Linked DNA regions of Mus musculus: region 1 is linked to region 2. The links are chromatin loops, found by intact Hi-C in ENCODE. Cell type or tissue: left cerebral cortex. All regions are shown on one strand. Each heading gives the region's core, and the rest is flanking DNA. Links, peaks and the distances in the headings are about the cores only.

Region 1 (12,201 bases), core at 1,716-9,715, 52 kb before region 2:
GGGATTGTGATGGTTTGTATATGCTCAGCCCAGGGACTAGAAGGTGTGGCCCTGTTGGAGTAAGTGGGTGGGTGTGTAACTGTGGGTGTGGGTTATCAGACTCTTATTCTAGCTGCCTGGAAGTCATTTTTCCACTAGCAGTCTTCAGATGAAGATGTAGAACTCTCAACAACGCCTGCACCATGCCTGCCTGGATGCTGCCATGCTCCCACCTTGATGGACTGAACCTCTGAACCTGTAAGTCAGCCCCAATTAAATATTGTCCTTATTTATAATGCTGCCTTGGCCATGGTATCTGTTCACAGCAGTAAAACCTTGACTAAGACAGGGGCCCACTGTCAAAAATCTTGAGTGCGGAAGGTACAAATGGCATATATAGTATTGATATTGTTACATAGGCTGTAAAGACTCAGAAAAGCACGACTGTTTCATGGACATGTAAATGTGTGTGTTAAAATTGTGGGCTGATACTTGCCATAGTTTATGTAAACCCAAGCAGAACAAGCCAGCCACAAAAGGACAGATTCTGTATGATGCTTACATAAGGTACCTAGAGGAGTCAAGTTCACACAGATACAAGTGGTTGCCAGGGGCAGCAGTGGGAGGGGCCAGGGAGTTACTGTGCTAGGCAATAGTTTCCACTGGGAAGATGGGAAACACCTTTGCAGTTTGATTTGAGCTCTCTCTCTCTCTCTCTCTCTCTCTCTCTCTCTCTCTCTCTCCCTCCTCCCCCTCTCCCCCTCTCCTCTCTCCTCTCTCTCTCAGACAGGGTCTCTCACTGGCCAGGAGTTAGGCAAGTAGGCTAAGCCAGCTGGCCTCTAAGCCCCAAGCCACTGTCTCTGCCTCCCCAGGGCTCGGATCACAAGCCTGAGCCACCAACCACTCAGGTTGGTTTTCTCTTGGATTCTGGGGATGCAACGTAGGCTTTCACGCTTGCACAGCAAGAACTGTACTGATCAAGTCATGTCTCCAGCCTCCCAGATTAATATAATTTCTATGGACAAACCTGAAGCAAACAGGCATTTGTAAATTCTGCTGTGATGCAGTTCTCTGAATTTTCCTTATTTTCTAGGAAAATTTTCAAACTAAATGTAAAAGAAAAGGTAAAAAAAAAAATTTTTTTTTAAACAAAAAAGAGTTCGGGGAAACAGAATTGCCTCAAAATCACAAGACTGCTTATGTTCCACTTTCCCCAACCCCTTCCCAAGGCTACTTGAAGAGCAAGGGAGCCGAGCAAGAAGAGCTGAAGGCTCTGGAGACTGAACCCGTGCCAGGTCCCAGGGGACCCAGCAGAGCCTGCTGCTGGAGCCAGTCAGGCTGGAGATGGCGGGCAAAGGACTATGGGAGAAAGTGATTTTGAAAGTTGTCTCTTCCTTGCACCCAGTCCAGAAAGCAGATGAAAAACCAGCATCCAAAAAAAAAAAAAAAAAAACCCAAAACAAACAAAACCACAGCAATGTGCCGGGTGTAGTGGCGCACGACTTTAATCCCATCACTCGGGAGGCAGAGGCAGGCAGATTTCTGAGTTCAAGGCCAGCCTGGTCTACAAAGTGAGCTCCAGGACAGCCAGGGCTATACAGAGAAACCCTGTCTCGAAAAACAAAAACAAAAACACCAAAACACAGCAATGTGAGTTCTTAGCAGTTGGAGCTCCTTGGATTTGCTGATGGCAAAATGCATTGCCTAATCTTTCCCGTTCCTTCTTTTTTCCCCTTTGACCTCTCTGCATGTCTGTAGAGCCCCCATGGCTACAACACATCTACAGGCTAAGTCAGCTAAAGATGGGCTTTCCTCTAAAACACCCGAGGACTTGGAGATATCTTTGCTGTGTCCCACCCCATCCCCCAACCTATACACACACACACACACACACACACACACACACACACACACACACACAGACTGAGGCTTCCCTAGTCTCCAAGAAGCATGTGATCTTTACAAGGTTACACAGGTGCTAGAGTACAGTGTGAGACTGATGGGAAGAAAGCCAGTAGCCAGAAAAGTTAAAACAGGTGGTAGCTATCTCCCAGCTGTGGGAAGAAGGGGCCCACAGTTCCTCTCTCTGCAGGTGCAGTGACAGACTTCAGGAATAAAAGACCCTTTGGGAAGTTTAGATGAAAGGTCACCTTCAAAAATTATCTTAGGGCAGGGGTGTAGTTAAGAGATGTAGTGTTTTCCTAGCATGCTGGAGGCCCTGGGTTCAGTCTCTACCAGGGCAACGAGAAAGGATTCAGGCAGATTTGGAGGAGCCATGGGCGGGAATGCTTATAGAGCAGAATTTCACATAATGGACCTTAAAAAGAAGCAGAGGCCCAGTGTCTCACTAAAAGAGATTCAAGAGCTGTAGACACCAGAGCTCATTCCCAGCCACGTACCTGCCCACACTGTGCATGCGCACCCCGATACATGCTCCAATACACGTGCATTCATTGGCAGGGGCAGCCCACACTAAGCTCCAACCTCTGCGCTTTCTGCATTCAGGATCTCTCTAGTGCCCTGGGCAGCTCCTTGAGGTTGATCTATTGTCTCCCAGCTTACAAATGAAGAGATCTGGTGAAGTCCTTTAGCTTGGAAGTGGCAGCTTGAGGGGGGAGGGGGGGGTCTGTTCAAACAAAAATGGCCTGATTTCAAAGCCCCGTTCCAGCCTGTGCCTCACAGGAAGTAGGAGACACCCAGGGTCATCCATGGTCAGAAGATTTCAGACATTCAGGTTGAACGTGTTAGGAACTGAGGAATCCAAAATAACTAGCCCAAGGTCATGGAGCAAATGGGAGGAGCTAGGACTCAATTCAGACCTGCAGAACCCTAGCTGGGACTTGTGTGAGCCGGTGTTGCTCACTCCTTCCTGTTCCCAGGGACTCTAACTCCTCACCACCACCCCACCCCGGCACCACCACGCTGGGTGCTGGGTGAGCTCTCCTATTTGGAAATGTGGGTACACAAGCATAGCTTCACCGTGGATCCCAGAACTAGCTCAAGGCCCTAGGCAACAAAGGGGAAGAACTGGGGTGAACATTATTGAGGAGCCATAGAACAGCCAGAGGGCAGGATCTAGATCAGAGTCTTCACAGTGGCCAGGAAACAAACAAACAAACAAACAAAAACTGCTTTCAGAAGTTCTCTCAAAGGCCCAGGGCTGGGAAGAGCAGTCAGCCTTGGCACCCAGCCCATGCCTGAGCCCAGGGTGCTGAAGGCTGGGACTTATCGCACATCAGACTCTCTCCACCCATCTTCATCAGCATCTTTGCTGTTACACCTGCCATTTAAAGCAGGCAAGCCTCCAGGCATGTCATCAAAGAGCGCCTTCTGAGAGGGGCCATCCTGAGAAACAAGGGCGTTCAGGCCGGGAGAGGGCGGATAATCATTGCCTGTTGCAGTTTCTATTTCTTAGCCATTGCCCGGGAGACTTCTCCTTCCTCTACACAGGGTCATACGTTTCTGGGCTGCTGGCACCTCTCGCAGGCCTCAGTTTATCCCCTGGAAGCACTGAGGAGATACACGACTTCTGCCAGGTCACCCAGATAATAAGTGGTATAGCCAAGATCCTGGCCCGACTTTGGGGACCACTCCCCTCTCCTCTCTATACGGGACAAAGGAATGGCAGAAAGTTCCATCCCAAGACCACCAGGTACATTGGCGATGGCATCAACAGATTTCCTCTACCTGGGCCCCCGGGGAAACCAGAAGGTTCAAATTATCCTGAGATGCTAAACAGTCAAGAATCAGTGAACTTACAGCCCGAGGAATGAAAGTTTACCTCAGACAGGCAGGGACAGGATGGAGGTGACACCCCGTGCCCCACCCATCTCTTAGGCAGATTGGGTCGTGCCTGATTCCAAGGAAAGAGTGATGGTTAAAGCGGTTACCACTCAGCTCCCTTAAACGCTTCTTCAGAAGTTCCGGCTTGGGTGCTGCTCAGCTCCATCTAGGAGCCCAGGAAAAAATAATCTCCACTCATTAGCGGCAGCCACCCAAGCTCCACACTCACCGTACTTTCTCACATCCCAAAGCCCTTAAAGGAGTTTTACTCTGAGAAATCACTGAACAAGGGAGACCTGAGGGTACCTTTAAATCCAGTCCATCCTAAATTTCTGCCAAGGGTGTTGGGAAAGGGACTAACAGCTGGTTCCCAACCCCTCCTCCCACCTGGCCAGGAGTGTGGGTACAGACCCCTTGGGCTGGGGCCAGTGAAAAATGACTCACCACAAAGGGTGTGGGAGATTCTGGGCAGAACACCCAGGGCCCTGGGCCCTCCACCAAGTCCACAGAGGAACTCTAAGAACACTGCTCAGATTCCCAACTGGCAATGGGGTGAGCAGAAGGGCATCGCCCAACCACTGCAGAGGGAGCTGGGGATGTAAAACAGTTGCTAAAATGCTTGCTGAGCAAGAAGGAAGCCCTCGGTTGGAGTAACTGCTCAAGCCTGTAATTCCAGCACTCAGGAGGTGGCGGCAGTTGGATCAGAAAAGTTCAAGGTCATCCTTGACTAAGTATTTAGTTCGAAGCCAGCACAGGATACTGCAGGCCCTTTCTCAAAAAACAAGCCACTGACTGCCGTAGCCGGGTTAGGGTGAAGGGCTCAAGCCCCAGACTTGAATTTGAGAACATGTCCTAAAGCTTGTTCATGAAAGATGGGTCAGGAGGGGAGACGGAACCTGGATGGCTTCTTTACCCTGCACAGATCCCCAAACGCAGAACTGGGGAGGGGTAAGTCTCCTGCCCACTGTGCAAAAATGCAGGGGGCATCCGAAAGCCTGAGATTTGGGTTCATCTCCGGCTCCAGATGAGAGCCAAAAAATCTTCCCTCTCCTGGCACACTACTCTAGGGAGCCAGTCCAGTGGTTCTTGGCTCCTCCCCATCCCAATCTTCAGGGTTCCCAGGCGGTTTCCCCACGTCCCATCCCCCCCATGCACAGAGCTCTTTCGCACGTGCCATGGGTTAGTGTCCCACAAAACCCACACACGGAGAACGGAAGGGTAGAGGGTTCCCTCTATGAGCTGGGCCAGGCCAACCGGAGAGAGTGAGAAAACGGGAAGAGGAGGAAGAGGATGGAGGGGAAGAGGGCGGGGGAGGAGGCAGAGGCCGCAGGAAGGCCTGAGATGCAGGAAGCAGCTGGGGAGAGGGGGGAGGCTTTGTGCCTGAGTTGTTTTCTGGGTCCTAGTGTCCACCCTGTTCAGTTCCTGGGAATCTACCAACGACTGGAGGAGCTACACATCTAGACCTGACTGAATATTGGACGGATCCTCACTGCTAGATTGGGGAAGGATAACGGGCATAACAAGGCCCCTTGTTGTGTATGTGAGGAATGAAGGAGCTCTAAAGAAGCTGAGTTTTCAAGGTGGGATTTGTAGGGTACACACACACACAAACACGCTTGCACACAAGTGACCAGAATCCTCTAAGTCTGAGACCCAACGTAGAACTCTCAATAGGGAAACTTTAGCCCTGGGACTCTAGAATCATTCCTTCCAACCTCCCCCAACACCTTACAAACCTTCCTGTTTCAGAGATCTTTTCTGGCAGGTTATGAAGGCCAGGATTCTATACCTCTCCCCAAAGGGGTAGGTGAACAACGTCATTTTAAGACTTCCCAAGGCAAAAAAGCATCTTTGGTAATCTCCTGCCATATGGGTGATGTAACCCCCAACCCTGTCCCTTTCTTCATTTCTCCTCCGGACAGAGCACCACAAAGATTGCTGGGCCCAAGTTTTACATTCTGAAAGATGAAAAAAAAAAAATTCCTATGGGGAATTGTTAAAATGAAGAATCCCAGGTTCCGCCTCTGAGATTCCCCTTCACCTTTGGGAAGGAGCTAGAAATTATGTACTTTGATCTAGCACCCAAAAGTTTTGTTGCTGGTACCCCTGAACACTCTAAGGACCTTTAGAGAAATGATTAAGGGCCCTCCCCACAGAACCCCTTCACTTTGTGGGAGGAGAAGGCCAGTTCCTGCTGTGGCTGGATGGCTCCCCGCCCCCAGGGTTAAATGAGGGGACGCCTAAGTGGATTGTGAAAAGCCGAGTTTGGGATGGGAGGGCTGAAGAAGAATAGCCAAGGTCGGTGAAGCTGCGGAAGGCTGTCCGCCAACTATGAGTAGGAGAGACCAGGCGACAGGGTGGAAGGGAAGGGGAGGGCTCACAGGCTCCGGCCCCGGAAATCCGATCCCTTTAGGACCCAGTGGTACCAGTCCCCCAGCGGCGGCGGCGAGAAGGGCAGCCGCTCGGTCTCCGGCAGCCGCGGTTCGGGCAGAGCTAGAGAAAGACCGAGGCTCGGGGCGCGGGGGGGAGGGAGGGAGGGAGGGAGGCGCGGCGGAGCGGCCCGGGTCAGCGGAGCAGCCACGGGCGCGGGGATGCCGGGCACCCCGAGAGCCAAGGCCCCCGGCCGGAGTAGGGGGCGCCTGCGCCGCCAGCGCCGCTGACACCGCCTCGGAGGATGTGAGCCGGTGCCGTGGCCGCTGCTTCGCGGGCTGGGCGCGCGGTCCCAGCAGCTCCAGCCAGCCTCCGCTTCTTCAATTTGGGTGGGGGCGACCGCACCAGGCCGCTAGAGCTTTCGAAGGGGGCTGGCTGTCTTTGGCAGCTTGGTTGGGGGAGGCGACCCACACAGGGCGCTCGGAGATTTTTTTTTTTTAAAGCAGGGTTAACTGTTTTTTGGCAGCTTGGTTTCTGGGGGACTCTATAGAAGGCCTTTCGGGATTTCTTTCTTTGGGGGGAGGGGGCGGTGGTCCCGACTTGGCCAGCCGCCTGCTGGAGGGGGGCAGCGGGGAGCAGGGGGATGCGAACCCGGCTCCCCCAACCATGATGAAGACGGAGCCTCGGGGGCCCGGGGGTCCCCTCCGGAGCGCCTCCCCGCACCGCAGCGCCTACGAAGCGGGCATCCAGGCACTAAAGCCTCCCGATGCACCCGGGCCCGACGAGGCACCCAAGGCGGCCCACCATAAGAAATATGGCTCCAACGTCCACCGCATCAAAAGTATGTTCCTGCAGATGGGCACCACCGCGGGGCCGCCGGGTGAGGCAGGCGGAGGCGCAGGCATGGCCGAGGCCCCACGGGCGTCCGATCGCGGGGTGCGCCTGTCCCTGCCGCGGGCCAGCAGCCTGAACGAGAACGTAGACCACAGTGCCCTGCTCAAGCTGGGCACCAGTGTGTCGGAGCGCGTGAGCCGCTTCGACTCCAAGCCCGCGCCCTCGGCGCAGCCCGCTCCTCCGCCGCACCCGCCGTCCCGGCTGCAGGAGACGCGGAAGCTGTTCGAACGGAGCGTCCCCGCGGCCTCGGGTGGCGACAAGGAGGCCGTGGCGCGGCGGCTGCTGAGGCAGGAGCGCGCCGGCCTGCAGGACCGGAAGCTGGACGTCGTGGTGCGCTTTAACGGCAGCACCGAGGCGCTGGACAAGCTGGATGCTGACGCCGTGTCGCCGACGGTCAGCCAGCTCAGTGCGGTCTTCGAGAAAGCCGACTCGAGGACCGGCCTTCACCGTGCACCCGGCCCCCCTCGGGCAGCCGGGGCGCCCCAGGTCAACTCGAAGCTGGTCACTAAGCGGTCCCGGGTGTTCCAGCCACCGCCGCCGCCTCCCGCCCCGTCGGGGGATGGCGCGACCGAGAAGGAGCGTGGCCCCGGAGGGCAGCAGCCCCCACAGCACCGGGTGGCCCCTGCCCGACCTCCGCCTAAGCCGCGGGAGGTGCGCAAGATCAAGCCGGTGGAGGTTGAAGAAAGTGGGGAGTCTGAGGCCGAGTCGGCTCCCGGGGAAGTGATCCAGGCCGAGGTGACGGTCCATGCAGCCTTGGAGAATGGCAGCACCCCGGCCACCACAGCCAGCCCTGCACCCGAGGAACCCAAGGCCGAAGCGGTCCCCGAGGAGGAGGCGGCGGCGTCAGTGGCGACGCTAGAGAGGGGGGTGGACAATGGCCGGGCCCCGGACATGGCACCTGAGGAGGTGGATGAATCCAAGAAGGAGGACTTCTCGGAAGCGGACTTGGTGGATGTGAGCGCCTACAGTGGACTCGGGGAGGACTCTGGGGGCAGTGCCCTGGAGGAGGACGATGAAGAAGACGAAGAGGACGGGGAGCCCCCCTATGAGCCGGAGTCAGGGTGTGTGGAGATTCCCGGGCTCTCAGAGGAAGAGGACCCGGCCCCGAGCCGGAAGATCCATTTCAGCACCGCACCGATCCAAGTGAGTGACCCCCCTTGGGCCCCCCGAGCTGCCCTTGCCACGTGCGTGTGGTCGCTCCCGCCCAGACATCCGTGTTTGGCAGGCTGAGTCAGCCCCTGCCACCCAGCCGGGTTCCCAGAAGTTCCCACAATGAGGGAGGCGTGGGGGAACTTCCAGCTGTTTGTCAGAGTGGGAAGGTTTTCAGGTCTGTGATTGTGAAGGTAGCCTGCTGCGACCTGCCCTCAGGTTCCTAACCCCGCCCAGCATCCCTCCCTACTCCACGCCTACTCTGGGACACCTGCTCTCTCTTCCTCCCCCAGACATTCTTTCTTCCAGAAGCTGCCAGAGGCTGGGACTTGGCTGCCCTGAAGGGGTGTGGGACATGTCCTGGGGATACTGTTCCTACACATGTGCTGTCAGGAAGAGAAAGGTGGGGAGCTTAGGGACGCTTCCTGCTTCTGGATGTGTGAGGCTTGGCTCTGTCTGGGGTGACAGAGGGGAGCTAGGAACTTCCCCAAACAAAGATACAGTGGAAGGCTGACCCTCTTCCCTGCTAGTACTCCCACTCCCACTTTGCAGAAGTGAAAGAAGGAAGCAGTCTTCTAGGGTGAGCTGGACCAAGGCCATGTGACTGGGGCTGGGAGAAAGAACCCTACTCCTTAAGTCTGTGCTGGGCCAGCTTCCCATATCCAGGGTTGCATCCAGGAAAGGGGCATCTTATATGGTCCCTGAAGGAGCAGGCCCTACAGGAAGAGGGGGGTGAGTTTGGAAGTTCCCCTAAGGTGCCTGGGCAGGCTTTTCATGCCTATAGCCTTCCATATTCTCTATGGACTTTAAAAGAGGCTGGGGGCTTGCTTGTTCAGCCCCTCTCCCCCTTTCTCTAGCACCACTATTGAAGATTGGTTTGTGAACTGTGCCAGCCAGTGCTTTGAGATCCTCTGAGTAGTGGTGGTAGAGAAAAGATGTCCCCTGGGGAGAATTAAGCTCAGGAGACCACTCCCATTCCCCCCTGCCCTGTGAGCCCAGCTGGCACGTCCAGCTTGGATGGTCTTTTCTTCCCTACCCAAGCTCTATGGAGCCTAGCACCTGGCCTGTCCCTGGGGGAGCATACAGCACCAAGGACTTTCGTTGGCCTCGACCCTGCTCCTTCCTCCTTGCCCTCTGAAGCCAAACCCCATTGTGTTTGTTACTCCTGGACACCAAAGCTGCCCAAGTTTCTCTCACTCTCCACCTCCTCCTTTCCCCCCAGGCCAGTAGAGGTCCAGGAGGTTAAGGGTGGCCAGCCTTTCTTCCCTCCCTGCTCTGGGGTTTGGAAGACTCTTCCATGCCCTGTTCCCCTTGAAGGCAGTGGGATCCAGGAAGGAGTGGAGGCTGGTGGGAGGGTGTCAGAGGCAGTTGTCCAATCCCCATGGGGTTTGTGAGCAGCCCCATGCCCTCATGGAGAGAGAATGTGGTCTGGGCCTCTGTCTATATCTGACGCCTTACCCTGATTTTTTTGGTAAAAAATAGCACATGATTTGGAGCAGTGCTCCGGACTCCCTGGTGACTCTGGAGCAAGCCGGCCACTAGCGTGAAAGCCAGAGCAGTGCAGATGCCCCACGTGTCTGACTTTTGGCCTTACTGGGGCTTTTAGCCTCCTCAGCCTGGCTAGGGCCCCAGGCTTTTTCTCCTTTGCCACCTCCACACTAATTCTGAAGCCAGGGTTCTCCGCCCCTCCCTGACCCAGTTGTCACCGTTATGGAGGTCGGGGTATCTGCTCAGGGCAGAGGATATGATTCCAAACTGTCAGCCGAGGAGATAGCTGAACCCAGGGCCTTCTGATAGGAGGTGTGGTTTCTGGTGGTCCCTGGCCTCTGAGCCTGAGGCCTGCCTGGGATTCCCACGGGGGGCAGGATGCAAAAGGTGATCAGGTTGTGGACAGAAGCCAAGGCCCAGATCAGTTCCCCAGAGTGTTTTGGGAGACAGCGTGGAGTGTGTGATGGGGTGTGGAGATGGGTTGGGTGATGGGAAGGGGCTAGGGGCAACACTGTCTCTGGGCACAGGGGAAAGGCCAGAGGCCTCAGGTAAAGAGATGGGACAAGGCCAGTTTGCTGACCCAGGCTGAGGCCATTCTTTGTCCTAAAGCTTGGAACACCTTTGAAGTAGGGAACTAAGTCACTAGTGACCCGCCTACCACAGCCCATCTAGAATCTGATGCTGCCCCGCTACTGGATGAGCAACCCCTGTGACCTTGGGTAATGGATTATATGTGGAATAGAGTCTGTTGCTTCAAGGCTGGGACCGCTGGCCAGATGTTGGGGACCGCTGTCCAGATGTTGGGGAGCAATCTGCTGACCCGTGCACAGTAGCTGGACGAGCATGAAAGTGTCTGATACAGTAGAGTCGAGGGCATTAACTAGGTGAGCCCATAAACCCCAGCTGTGCTGATGGCTGGTCCTAGAAGTGTCCTCTCTGCCTCCCACCATGACAGTGTGCCTCTGTGATGAGACTGGAGATTTGAATGGCATTCAGTAAGCCCCAACAAAGGGGTAACCCTGCCTGCAGGGTGCCCATGAGCATGCTCCTAGAGCAGAGGAGGCCCTGGCACAGGTCTTGCTGGAGACAGTGTCTTCCTTTAACCCTTCTGGTCCATACAGCTGATAAGAGCTGCCTCTACCACTCCTGCCCCAACTTGACTTTAAGCGATGCCAACTTAGCTACCAGTAAAGCCACAAAAAAAAAACCAACAAAAAAACAAAAACCACCGTGGTTCCTCTTCATGAACACCAGGTACCTACAAAGCCCGTCTCCTTTTCTCTGATCCTATGAAAAGGTCTGAGTTAGACACCTAGAAGGAGAGAGACAGCAGAGGGGCACAGGGACTGCCGTGCAGGGGCAGACAGATTCCCACCTCACATGATCTGTGGTCCCTTTAGAGCCCCAGTCTTGGGGCCTATGCCTGGCTCTTCCGGTACCTGTGGACAGGGTTATTGTTCTTCAGGGACACAGTTCTGGCTTGTGGGAGGGCCATAGGGGCTCCACTTTCTCCCCTACTCTTGCTCTCTGGGGCCTACCTGGAATTTCACAGCCTTCCCTTCTCCAGGGAAGTAGGAACTTCTCTGCTTCCTCCCCACCCCTCTGTGACGTCCATTTCAGCATCTGGGTAGGGAAGGGTCCTGGTGCCTCTTTCCTCCTTTCCTCCTTCTCCCCTCCCCTTCCCCATCTGGCATCCTCCAGTGTCTTCGCCATCTTTCCTCCCCTCCTCCTCTTCCTGTCTTCTGCTCAGCCCGTTCCTCCTCTGTGTCTGTGTCCACCCTCAGCTGTCTGGCTCTTAGGTCTTGTCTCTTCCTTTCTCTCTGCCCTGGTATTGGAGATTCCCAGACCTTGCAGCCTCCCTGGGAGCGTCCATCTGGTCCCCCCCAGACTATACCATGTGGAATGGATTTCTTGCTCTCTTGTTCCTGGGGCTCTAGAACTAGGAAGCCCTTTTGCTGGGAGGTGGATTCCTTGTGAGATCAGTGGAAGGGAAGGGCCTCTGGGTGGACGGACGGACAGACGGATGGACACGGGGCTTCATGCGACTCAGCTGGCCCAAGGGCCTTCTCCTGCCAATGTGCTCTTGCCCTCCTACGGGCCTCTGAGAACTGCTCCTCCCCAGGTATTCAGCACCTACTCCAACGAGGACTATGACCGACGCAATGAGGATGTGGATCCCATGGCAGCCTCTGCGGAATATGAGCTAGAGAAGCGAGTGGAGAGGTTGGAGCTGTTTCCTGTGGAGCTGGAGAAGGGTGAGAGACCAGGCCAATCTAAGGCACACACTGGGGTCTCCCGTGATGCTAGCCTCGGCCCCGCCACCCCTGTGGGTACCCGCATGCTAGGCTTCTTGACTCTATCTGCCTTTCTTGGCATCCCTTGTCCGCATCAATAGCCACCAGTGTCTGCAGTGTATTGCCAAGGGATGGTACGTGGTGGACACATCTCCTAAGTACTGTGTAGGTGATCCTGGGCTCTGTTGGAGGCACAGAGACAGGTAAAAGCAGGCTCCCAGGGAGATGACTCCTCTAACTTCTT
Region 2 (12,201 bases), core at 1,565-9,564:
CTGGGAAGTTATCATGTTGAGTGTCAGCCCAGGCCTCGAGCGCTCTCCATTAACTATGACTGTGTAGTAACTACTGGGCTGCCAACAGCTCCCTCCCTCTCCACATCCCCAAGGGCAGGGTCTGCTCTCTAAGTCATCAGACTCAGGCTAGAGGACCTCTTCCCAGGCTCTCTGTGAAGTCAGGCCTTGTTCCTCTTCTTCTTGTGAAGGCCTTGCCCACCTCCGTCGCTCCACCATCTCAGCCCCCTTGAGTTTATCCTAGAAGAAAAACTCCACTCTCTCATAGAGAGCAAGTCCTTCCTGTTCTGCCATGTTAGCTTCTCTTGCTGTGGCTGCGGCCCACTGGCTCTGCAACCCCCCTCAGCGTCTCTCTTTAGTGTACCAGGATGACCGACCACCCCTTGGCAATGCCCTCCTGCATGCTGAATCCTGCGCTGCAAGAAGTGTTTTCTCTGACTCTACCCCTCCCTGCTGTGCCCTGGCATTCCTTCCAAGCTTTGAGGGGAAAATAATTCAAGCTATGCCTCCCTGTTCAACAAACCCTTGCCCTCCTCTGGTCCTCCATTTGTCAACCTTCCTGGCTGCCTCAGAAAACAGTTTCTTGGGAGGGGAGATCTTGTCGTGAAGTCAGGGACCAGCTGGTTAGTCAGCCACTCCAGTCAGCCGGACAGACTGGAGGAGGGCTGGGAGAACAGATGGTACCTTCTGGTTCCTCCCCACAGCCCCGCCACCCTGTGGGAAGACACGAGACTGGCTCAGAGGTCTTGGACGTCCTAGTGAGGGCTCAATGACAGGTAACTTAGTTGGGCCACCTGAAATTCAAACCCTGCCCTCCACCCACCCATCACCTTCTTGGGTCTATTCAGAGCCCCTCCTGTCTAGCTCTGAGTATCCAAGTCCTTCCGTGTGTACTTTTCCTTTTCCCACGTGTTTTGGCTTCAAACATGTTTCACTACAGTGCCTAGGCTGGTCTTGAACACTTGAACTCATGATCCTCCTGCTTCAACCTGCCAACCACCAAGAAGACTGGAATTGTCTCCACCCTGCTCAGTTTTCCTCATGACGTCAGTTAGCATGCACTGCATACCTACAACGCACCTGGCCTGGTGTGTACAATGCTATCCCTTACCGGAGCCCGTCTCTCTAGAATAAACCAGGGAGAGACATATCCACGCACAGACTCAATGCTGGAAGGGCATCGGAAAACCGCAGGACATTCTAGCAGGGGCTGGTGTGAAGGAGAGTAATGGTAGACATGTTCTATCTACACTTTTGTGCTTTCCAGGTGTCAAAAGAACATTTTACCCTTCTGTAAGTGGGAGACGTCATAATCAATGACGTCTTTCATTTAAAAAGAAAAATCGAACCTTCCATGATCGTGACTCCTCCACATGTTTGTATTGCATTTTGTTTAGCCTGTCTTGGCAGTCTCCCAGGAACGCCTTGGGCTCCTTGTGGGAAGCTGCTGCTGTCTTGGTGTTTGTCTGTGTGTGTGATATTGAGACTTGAACACAGGGCCTCATCTATACCAGGCAAGTGCTTTCCCGCTGAGCTACAGCCAGCCCTTTGTTCGTTTTGAGACAGGGTCTCCCTAAGTTCCTCAGGCTGGCCTTACAGTCGCGATTGTCCACCCTCAGCCTCTGAGCTGCGATTACTAGGCCCGTACCACCAGTGCTGCCTAGATCTATTGTCTCAGCTGCAGAGGAACAACAGCTCAGGGCAAAGGCAGCTTTTATCCCCGAGCCGCACAGTTAGCTGCTGCCACCCGCTTAGCCACAGGACAGTGCTGGGACCACAGGTATGATCCTCCCAAGCCCCAGAGAATCCTCAGTCAACCCATGTTGCAAATCCTGATGACTAGGTTGCTGCCCAGTTGTCACAAAAGTCTCTTGATGATCAGCCAGGGACGTGCCCAGTGACAGACACACCTTTGTTTGTTTCATGTGAGGCTATCTGGCCTCCAGTCACTCAGCAATGTCCCTACAGCTACCTGTAATGAACTTTTGATCCTTGCCCTCTGAACTCTTTGGGAAGGGACTGTATTGTCTGTATTTAACTGAGTGTTTCTTCAACATTCAAGACAAGTTAGATTTGCCACCGGGATAACTGAATCTTCACCTTTTTTTTTTTTCTTCTTCTTGTTTTCCCAAGTTACTGAGCAGGCCAAGGGTTACTGCTGATGTCAGCATGACTTCTGCTCTTGACTTTGAAAGCTACGCTTTCTTGAATGGACACTAAGTCCCCAGGGAAAGTGGGATGGTGAGAAACAGACTGAACTTGACCTTTGACCCTGCTCAGGCTGAGGAGTCCAAGAAATCCTGGCTAACTCTCCAGCCTCTTGGGGCCCCTGTGCCTTGCCTCTGTCCTAGCTTCTGACACAAGAACAGAGGAACACGGTGAGGATGGAGGGGTGGTGGCATGTGAGGGGGACCTCACCAGCTCTGCACCAGCTGCACCGATGGGGTGCCCAGCACTCGGTCAGGAAGCAGGTTGATCTCTTTCATGATGTTGGCCAGGCGAACGGGCAGCTCCTGCCGGAGGAAAGTGAATGACGTCTTCTCGCAGGCATTGCTGGATCCTGAGGATGACAGAGGGGTCGGTCAATCAATAGCTGCAAACCATGGGGACAGTCACCCATGTGGAAACTGGGCAGGCTGAAATGACCATGGGACCTATCTGTGGCACACAGCAAGGTAGCCCTCCTAGCCTTGCGATGCTTGAGTTTTCCCCAGACATCCTACCACGTGGATGTCAATTTAGGAACAGAGTGTATCACCCACTGACCCTCAGTGAAAACCCTGTTTGTTAACCAGGGAAACAAGATGTTCCCGGGGCTGACTCTGAACTGTTCTGGCGTGATTCACCTCACTTTCCTTTCCATCTCTCTAGGTGGGCACTCATCACAGGGGGCTAGCCCAGGGTGCAGAGGCACCTAAGAAATCCTTTTCTCCATGGGGTGCTAGGACTAGGTTCCCAGGACTGTAGGAACTCAGCATTATCCCTGAGGCAGGCCATCTCATCTAGGCTGAGGAGACAGATGAATGCCAATGTAGAATTGGCCATGTTAATGACCATCTGTGAGGCAAATGGGGACCTTGGTCCAGGGTCAAGATTAACAGGCAGTAGAGGAATGAGCTGTGTCAGCTAGAGACAGGAGACCTAGGATCAACAGCAGGCGATGCTTCTGTAACTTACTGTATATCATCAGCAGTTTTCCCCAGATAGGTGGACCGAACTACGGCCAAGTCCCTTCTAGCTGTGGCATTCATTTGGCGGGGACTTGGAGTGGGCCCTGGAGGATTTCCTACACAAGCAAAGCTCACAACTCCAACTGAACAGGGAGTAACAAGGCATATCCTGGAAAACAGGTGCCCAAGTCCTGTCGGCCATCTTCCTGTCCTCCTGCCTGTGACACAGCCAACTCTTGAGAGACCTGGGTCCACTCCCTACACCAGCTGGCACCAGGGAATACCTTGCAGACAGATGGGGGCCACACAACGTCTCCATCCTCCACTCCGCAAAGCTTTCTCCTGCCCCAAAGCCACCTCCACCCTCAGAACACCGAGTGGGTGATCTTCAGAAACCCAGGGGTAGCCATAGGAGGGTGAAAGCCACCTGACTACCTCATGGTAAGTTGGGCTCTGCCCAGCTAGGAACCGCTGCCAGGTCAGAACAGATTTGATCTTCAAGTGTCCTTGCCCAGTGGGCAGCTGCAGTGGGTGGAGGCTCACCAGTCAGGGGAGTTCCCCTGTTAGCACCTCCTACTTCAAGGGGCCCCCTTCCCACCTGCCCTGGCTTTTCTCCCTTGCTCTGTTCAGAAGTACCCCGCCCTTCGTGCACAGCACAGGTCTTCCAGATGGCTGAATCTCCTTAGCACTCCAACAGCACGTCTCCTGTTTACTCTTGGCTGCCCACTCTCAGTGGCCGGGATCTCCCACTAACTCTATCATGTCTGGATAGGGTCCTATGCCCTCACTGTCTCTTACTCTCCACGATCCCTCGCAACGCTTTCTCCGCGCCCCCATTCTTAGTTAACTGTGAAGGGGGCACTCTTAACTCTTTGTGGGCAGCCAGGTTGGCCTCGCCGTTTACCCATTCCTGTCCATACTCTTCCAAGCCAACCCTCCTACCACCCAGGACCTCTTCCTCCGATGTTAACCTCTCATTGCCAGGGTCTCCTTCCCCGCGCCCACAGCCCCCGGTGCCCGCCTACGCCGACTCCGTACCGAAGTCTAGAAACTGCTTCATGGACAACGGGGACGGGGAGAACTTGCTGAAGTGCTCGATGTACTTGGGTGCCCCTGCCAGGGACGCATTCTTCAACAGCGCCCGGACCCAGCGCATGGCGACGGCGCCTGCGGCTCGGGCTTGGATCTCGCTGCTGTCCCGGGGCTGGAGGCGCTGGCACCGGCCGTCAGCTCGGCCCAGCTTAGCCGGGAGACGGGCTTCGGCCGCCTCCTCCCTACCCTTGCCCTGGCGATGCCTCCAACGCCTAGCCAATCGGCTTGTCCCGGCGCCCCGACGTCGCCAATGGGCGCGCACAAACAACTCTGGGAGAACCAATAGCCTTGCGCTTCGACACGTGGCTCTCCTCGAGGCCCACCTCCTTAACCGTGAAGGTGCTGGAGACGGCCTGTTGTTTTCCTGGGCTGTGCTCAAGTCCCGCCTCCTGTCGCCAACTACACTTCTTGGGGGCCAGCCCCGAGTTAACCCTTTCTTCCCCAGAGTCCCGCTAACCCTTCGTTTGACGTTCTACTTTCCCTGGTTCTTTCCCCTGTCTCCTTCTTTAAAACCTCCCTTCCCTGCCCTGTCCCTTTCCTAAAGGCACCTGTTTGACCTGACAACCTGCTTACCTGCTCTGCTATAGGGGCTCACAGTGGTTTCTCACTCCTATGATGGACCCAGAATGAACACTTGCAAAATCCGAAACCAGTATGCGAGCTTATACTAAGCTATCCTATATGCGTGCAACCCGCTGACTTCCATAAATATCCAAAAAGCCCAAGAAAAGGTCTCTCTCTCTCTCTCTCTCTCTCTTTCGAAAAAGATCCGATATCAGGGTGGGAATGTAGCTCAGAAGGCATGGCACTTGCTCAGTATGCATGAAGCCCTGTATTGATCTCTGGTACTTGGAAAACAACAACAAAAACAGCCAGAGCCAAACCCCCTTAGGACTGGCAGAGGCGGGAGCAGGAGCTATGGTCAGTGCTAATTTTAGTTAAGTTCCATTTTATTATTACCTCGCTCATTTGACTGAGCATAAAACCTTGCGCGTCTTGCACAACCACCTAAGAAGGTAACCTTCTGTGCACCTAACCCGAGACGAGCAACTGTCTGTGCCGCTGGCTTCCTTATTGCGAGTCCCCAGGAGCTAAGGCATCTTAGTGGTTAGCGGCTTGGGAGCCCAGCCCAGTCTTCCTAGCAGTTCCCTGCCTCTTCCCTGAGAAATGTCATGCGCCCTCTTTTGGTAAAACTTGGTATGTGCCCCACTCTCTGGGCCTTCCTAGGTTCATTACTATTGATTATCCAGTGGTTTCCCGGCCTTTACTATGGCCCTGTGAAGCACAGACAGGATTGAGGTTTGGCCTTTAGGAAGTCCTGGTGCTCCTCTTGGAGGCTGAGGCAGGAGGAGATCTGTCCAAGGCCCACCTGAGGCAGTGTGAGTTTAAGTCCAGCCTGGGTAATTTAGTAAGATCTTTTCTCCAAAAGGTAGAGAAGGTGGGTTTGAGCTGGTAGTAACTCAGTAATAGAGTGTTTTCCTAGAATATGCAAGACTATGGGTTTGATCCTCAACCCCCCCACCCCACACACACACACACTGCAAGTTATAACAGTTTAACTGTAGCCAACACAAAACAAGAGTTCACCTTGGAAAGCGTAATGCTGTGGGCCAGGCACTGCTTGCTGGATTATTATATCGTTTCCTCCATTTTATAGGCAGGAAAACAGAATTAGCAAGCATTCTCAACTACAAATCTGGCCTGGTTGGTTCCAACACACAGAGCCTTTTCACTTGAAAAAAAAAAAAGTATCGGTGTATACCTTTAATCCCAGGCAGAGGCAGGAGGATCTCAGAGTCTAAGGCCAGTCTGGTCTACAGAATGAGTTCCAGGACAGCCAGGGCTACACAGAGAAACCCTGTCTTTAAAAAAAAAAACAAAAAACAAAACAAAAAAAAACCCAAAAAAAATTTTTTAAAGGATCTATTTATAATCTGTATGTGTGTGCACCCAAGTGAGTTTTTGCATACCACAGCACATAGGTGTCTGTGGGGCTGGAGGGCATCTGCTTGCCTGGAATTGGAGTTACAGGCGGTTACGAAGCTGGTGTAGATGCTGGGAACGCAGCCCAGGGCCTGTGCAAAAGCACACACAGTAAGTACTCTTAACTGCTGAGCCATTTCTCCTGGTCCACCTTTCCACCTCTTACTGGAGCCTTTCCAGTTATCCCAGTATCCACTTTGGCTCCATTCCTTAGCTTCATCTTTTCAGATTGCCAGGCTCAACAACTCCCAACTCCATCTACCTGCCGCCTTGCCCCAGCCTCTAATCTTTAAACCACTGACAATGCTATCTCTTTTTACTTGGAGAGGTGGTGGGGTGGGGGTGGGGTTCTGGATCGTTCTTCTCAACCTCCTGTACCTATTCTTCAGGTCTTGGCTGCTTAGCCATGTCCTTTTGCTGAGCTCCTGGGCTGGGCTGGGCTCCCTACGTGCCTCTCCTGATCTTAGGATGACATGAGAGCTTCTCACAAAGTGGGCTAACTGCTGATTCGTGGGTCTTCCCCACTGGACTTTAGTTTAAGGAGGACACGGGTTGTGTCTGACCTAGTCGTTGCTTTATTTGCAGTGCTGAACACACAGCCTGGCATGTAGTAGAGCAGACAGACAGAAGAAAGGAAGTGAGGTTGGCAGAGAGGCTTCAGGTCTGTGAGGGAGGATCGCTAGACATCGACCAGCCTAACAATTAGAGGTGGCGGGTAGCACAGAGGGTGTACTTTCAAGGGCCAGGCCAATTGGATGGGACCTCTCTTCCTCCCCCTGCCCCCTCTCTCCCTTCCTAAAGTCAGCTTGGGTCAAACCTGATGATGGACCTAGCACGGGAGAGGATGAGTTCAAGAAACCTGATACCCTATCACGGGAGAGGATGAGTTCAAGACCATCCTGATCCACATAATTTGAGATCAGCTGGGGGTGCGTCAGGTCTGTTCTCAACTCCCCTCCCTCCCTCCTTCCCTCCCTCCCTCCCTCCGTCCCTCCCTCCCTCCCTCCCTCCCTCCCCAAATCCAGGCCAGGAGCGTTTGATGTTAGAATGAACCCAGCAGGAACAGGCCACAACTCTGACAGGTAAAGAAAGCACTCCCCCATGTATGGCGCTCTCCCTAAAACTGGATTTCCGTGAACTCTGTGCTTGAATCAAAATCTCTCATGTGTGGCTTGCTGTGGGGTGCTAGGTCCATCGCCAAGGGACCAGCTAGGGAAGGGTATTACCCCTCCAGACTGAACGGAGATTGGTCAGGACGAGGGGCGTTGGGGCGGGGGCAGGTAGGAGCAGACACAGCAGTACAAACTGGGAACAGTTTATTTATTTTAGTGAGAAGCCCATATACAAAGAAGGCACAGGATCGGGGAAGTTGTTATAGTACCGTGGGGTGGAGGGGACAGAGCTGGGGAGTGGGCCTGCCTGTGGACCGGGATGGGGAGAGGACCTGGGAAATCAGCCTCCACTGCTAGAATGGGGATGCAGCCCCTGGGGGAGGGGAAGAAAGCCACAGGCAGCTCAGAATCTCATCTCTGTGGTCAAGGGAGCAGAGTTAAGTCTGGCCAACTGGGGCAGGGGCTGGGCCCTCCCCTGCCATGCTACATTCAAGTATCACACCCCACGTGGTCTCGTGGGGATCTCCAGGCCTTGCCCAGGCTGAGGTGGTCAGGATGGATCAGAAGTCTCTCCTCTTCATCCTACCAATGTCTGCTGCGCCAGGACCCTGCTCTCTGAAGGATGCCGCCATGCTCCAGGTCAGTCCCAGCACAGTGTGTGCGTCCAGGCTGCCCACGGTCTCTCTTTGTTCCTTCGGGCTGCGTTTCTTGCCAGCTCTCTCTGTAGCCACGATTTTAGAGATGCACCCATAAAGCCCATTCCGGCGACCTGCTTTCTAGTTCATTGCTCTTGCGTCTGAGCACGCAGGTCGTAAGAACATCCCCTGGGTAGCCTTTAGTGTAGCCCTGCGCTCCAGTGCCTGGCAGGAATTGCAGCTGAGCCTGACTGTCTCCTCCGCATCAGTAGTTTTATTCTGGACAGTAAACTCCATCCATTGACAATGGCTCAAGGGGGATTCAGTGTGGAGGAGCCGTGTCCCCACATCAGGGACCTTTTCCTCCTGTCTCCCAGTAGAGGCGCTTTGGCTTGGTTTTGGCACAGACAGAGACTTGGATACGGCACCCTCCATGATATATCAGAGCAGGCCATTAGCAGTAGGCCCTGTGTGTGTGTCCACTGTGCAAGGGCTGTGCTGGGCTCAGCATTGCAAGGTCTTGAAGGAGATTCCAGGGCCCCAGAAAACATGCCTGCACTGAAGAGGGATAGATGCCTGAGCCTGCTGGTGCCAGCCAAGGGCGTGGCCCCCTTTGGACTGTCGGAGTCATAATTTATGATAAATAGGAAGGAAGGGAGCGCCGGAAGGTTTGTCGGGGAGGGCATCAGTAGTATCGGTCCCGAATCTGCCAGCTGGTGACCCAGTGCTTCTTGGTGGGTAGCGTGCTCCCTGGAGGTGGGTAGCGGTCCTCCTCCCGGATACGCACTGCATGGTACTTGGGCATAATCCGGTAGTAGCGGGTCGGCTTAAAGAAGTCACACTGGGGTTTAGGCAGAAGAGAAATTGTGTCAGTATCCAGAATTCAAGCAGGAGAAGGTCTGCACCCCCCACCTCCACCGCCCCCACCCCTATGGTCCTTACAGCAGGCCATAACTCCAACATCCCAACTTCAGTATGAAATGGGCAGATGAACATCCCCACCCCAGGCCCAGAGGAAGGAAGGGCTGAGGAAGACACAGAGGAGAGCAGAGGCAGTGGAGACTAAGCGGCTGCAGAGATTGTGGACCAGGAAGATGCGGTGGTCTCAATGGCCAGTACTAGAAGTGGGTAAGACAGTTATCCTAGGGAGATGGTGGGACTCAAGACAAAAGAGATTGGCCTCCCTTGGCCCCCTCCTTGCTTGTGGGAGGAGAGAGGACTTAGAGTAACTGTGGCCATGCCTGGTGATCAGACAGAGACAGGGTCTAGCCTTGACTATTTCTCTTTTCCAGTCCTCCAGAAAGCAGCACGCTCATTGGGAGGATTTCCCAGCATACTCTTGGGATTTTAAGCTCCTGAGAGCCAGGTGGATGTGGGGGCACGGGGGAAAACCAGAATGGCCTGCACTTTGGGGTGGTAGACAAGTTGAGATCCAAGCAGACCCCAAGGCAAGAGGAGCAGACAGGACAGAATCAGAGGCCCCAGGCAGCTGGGGATTTGGAGAGGAGATTCATAGGCCATGTTACCCGGGTGGGCCGGGGCAGGGGGGCTGACCCCTCAGTAGTCGTCGGTCAGCCTTTCTGTCTCTGACGGCTGGCTCTTCATCTCAGCCTTCTGCCTCTTAGCTTCATACAGGGCACGAGTGCGGGCTCGCTTGAAGAAGCCGCACTGGAGGGAGGAGGTGGGGGTGGCCATCAGGGTTGCTGGTAGACCTGGCCATCAGCACTTGGGGAGCTGGGGCTTAGAACTGAGGAACCTGGAAAGCTAAGTCCTGAGCCCAGCTTCCTGGATAGCCAGATACCAGAGCCCCTATTCCCCTTTGCAGCCTGCAGCTCCCTGGGGCATGGGTGGGACTGGAAGCTATGGGGAGGGGCAGGGAGTATCTGGGATGGAGATGAGGAATGGGATGCAGAGCCACGGGATGGAGGGAGGTTGGGTGAGCAGTGCTGGCACTGGCGGGTCTGAAGTGGGAAGCCCCAGTAGGCTGGGAGGTTCTACCTTCCACAAGAGGAGGATGATGAGCCCCAGCAGCAGCAACCCAGCACCCACGGCCACAAGCACCAACCACAGCTCAATCTCAGCCGGCAGCTCCTCCACCAGCTCTGAGTCAATGTCCACAGAGAACTGCAGAGGAGAGACAAGTGCTGGGTTAGCCTGCTGAGACCCCACATTTGGCCATTTTCTCAGTCTCTGCCCAGCCCATGTTCCTGTCATTTGACCTACAGCCACTAGGGGGCAGTCAAAGAGTTAAAAAGCCCCCGCAGTACTCATGGACACCAGCAGGTCTTAGACAAAGATTTGGCCACAGGGGCAGGTTTAGATCTGGTAGGCAGCCTGATGTCTGAGTTTGTGACACACACACACATTTAGACTTGCGTGCCAACTCTGTTCCTGATAAGTTGTGTGACTGTGGGCTAGTATAGTAATTTCATCTCTCTCTAGTTCTTTCATGTGCTCTGTAGAGACTATTTGCAGTTATTTTACAGTATAGCCATGGCCAAAAGCATGCGTTGGGAAGTTGGGCTACTTGAGCTCATGCCCAGCGTTGCTATTCACACTGGCTGAGTGGCCTTGAACGAGTTACTCAACCTCTCTGTTATTGTCTGTAATCTGGGAATGCTAATTTCCTACCTCAAGGGCAATTGGACAGGATTAAATGGTGGTTAGCATGGGGGGACTGCTCCGAGTGGCACCTGTTACATGGCGAGCTCTTCATAGTTATTATAAACACAAACAACGCATAGCAATTGGCATGGTTTTTCCCCTCTGTGGTGGCATGTGTGTGGTCATTATGTTCCCGTATGCATGTGTGTGTATAGGTTAAATAGCCTTCTGATGCTTTGGATCTTAAGTGTTTCAAGTTTGGGATTTTGTTTTATTTGTGGCTCAAAAAGTTCCCGGTTTGGAACGTTTGCAATTCCAGTGTTTGGAGTCAAAGTTCTCTACATGACTATGCTTGATTTTTCACTTCTTTTAACATTATTTTGATTCAAAAAAAAAAAAAAGGTAACGGAGAAAATTAAGGGTCTCCAGTAATTCTGTGCTCTGGAAAAGACTGTTTCCACAATGAACAGTGGTTAGTGTACGCTGATGATCCCAGCAGGAGGAAAGAGGATCAGAAGTTCAAGGCCAGCCTGCATGACAGGCGGCCCCTATCTCCAAAGAACAAACAAACAAGCTGGCGTGGCCTTTGATCCTAGCATTGGGAGGCAGGGGCAGGTGGATCTCCATGAGTTAGAGGCCAGCCTGGTCTACTTAGGGAGTTCCAGGACAGCCTGAGCTACACAGAGTGAGCCTGTCCCATGAATGAATGAATGAGTGAGTGAGTGAGTGAGTGAGTGAATGGATGAATGAATGAATGAATGAATGACAGAAGTGCAGAGTAAATCTCTGTACTGAACTTTTCTATTTTGGGGAGAGGGTCTTGTTATGTTAGCCCAGGCTGGCCTCAAACTTTTAATCCTCTCTCAGCCTCCCACATGTTGAGATTATAGGCATGCATCTGTGTCCCCTCCCAAGCCATCTCCATATTTTTAATACACCTGGTCCACACTGATGGAATCACACTACATGCACACTTCTGCCAGCTTCATCTTCCCCAAGTTTTTTATGAATAACATCATCTTTCTGCCTCAATTGATAAAGGCCAATCTGATCTCTTCTGAGGACCGCACACGCAGTCATTGTAGAAATGGACCACATTTTATTGAGCCAATCTCCTACTGACAGACATTTAGAGCCTTTCCAATTCCCTTCTCTTATTAACAATGCTCTAAAATACCCTCACATTTTTATTTATCTTTGTATACTTGTCCTGTTAGCTCTTGAAATATATGAGCATGTGCCAGATCAAAGGGAATGCGTGCTTTAAATTTTAATGACTATTGACAAATTCACCTCCACAAAGGAGCCACCAATTTAGACTCCCGTCAGCAGTGTTTCCTGCCACTGAGCATCGCCGGATGGCATGTCTCTTTTTAGTATTTTCCAATCAGATGGGCAGACAGCTCTTCTTTGTTGTTTTTATTTCTTTGACTTTTAAGGTTTTTTGTTTAATTTGTTTGTTTGTTTTTGAGACAGGGTCTCAATATTGTGTAGCCTTGGTTGGCCTGGAACTCACAATGATCCTCCTGCCTCAGCATCCAGAGTGCTGAAATTTAAAGGTATACACCAGTATGCCCAGCTAAAGGG

Evidence for each region. Hi-C counts contacts between places; a loop is a spot of excess contacts. Peaks named below come from ENCODE experiments on the same cell type or tissue, not always from the same donor. Only the 100,000 strongest peaks of a DNase experiment are listed, where the experiment ranks them.
Region 1: a loop joins it to region 2, with 4 times the contacts of the local background. A loop is called at or near these places in 4 of 42 quality-filtered maps.

Annotation. Positions count from the first base shown.
Region 1 is chr11:94,984,750-94,996,950 of GRCm38, forward strand. Ppp1r9b (protein phosphatase 1, regulatory subunit 9B) reads left to right here and starts at 6,463. Exons shown (of 10, transcript NM_172261.3): 1 at 6,463-8,169; 2 at 11,786-11,918. The coding sequence starts at 6,799. In left cerebral cortex, for the core only: CTCF peaks have their summits at 5,138 and 6,204; DNase peaks (open chromatin) are centred at 2,413, 4,258, 5,085, 6,170 and 5 more places; H3K4me3 peaks cover 5,353 bases; H3K27ac peaks cover 7,422 bases.
Region 2 is chr11:95,036,913-95,049,113 of GRCm38, forward strand. It overlaps Pdk2 (pyruvate dehydrogenase kinase, isoenzyme 2), which reads right to left and starts at 4,459. Exons shown (of 11, transcript NM_133667.2): 1 at 4,227-4,459; 2 at 2,437-2,578. The coding sequence starts at 4,344. Itga3 (integrin alpha 3) reads right to left here. Exons shown (of 26, transcript NM_013565.3): 24 at 10,009-10,134; 25 at 9,537-9,678; 26 at 7,563-8,851. The coding sequence ends at 9,568. It overlaps Gm11513 (a long non-coding RNA gene), which reads left to right. Exons shown (of 3, transcript XR_003949596.1): 2 at 723-794; 3 at 959-1,371. In left cerebral cortex, for the core only: a CTCF peak has its summit at 5,475 (motif pointing left); DNase peaks (open chromatin) are centred at 1,570, 2,346, 3,789, 4,563 and 1 more place; H3K4me3 peaks cover 2,430 bases; H3K27ac peaks cover 3,052 bases.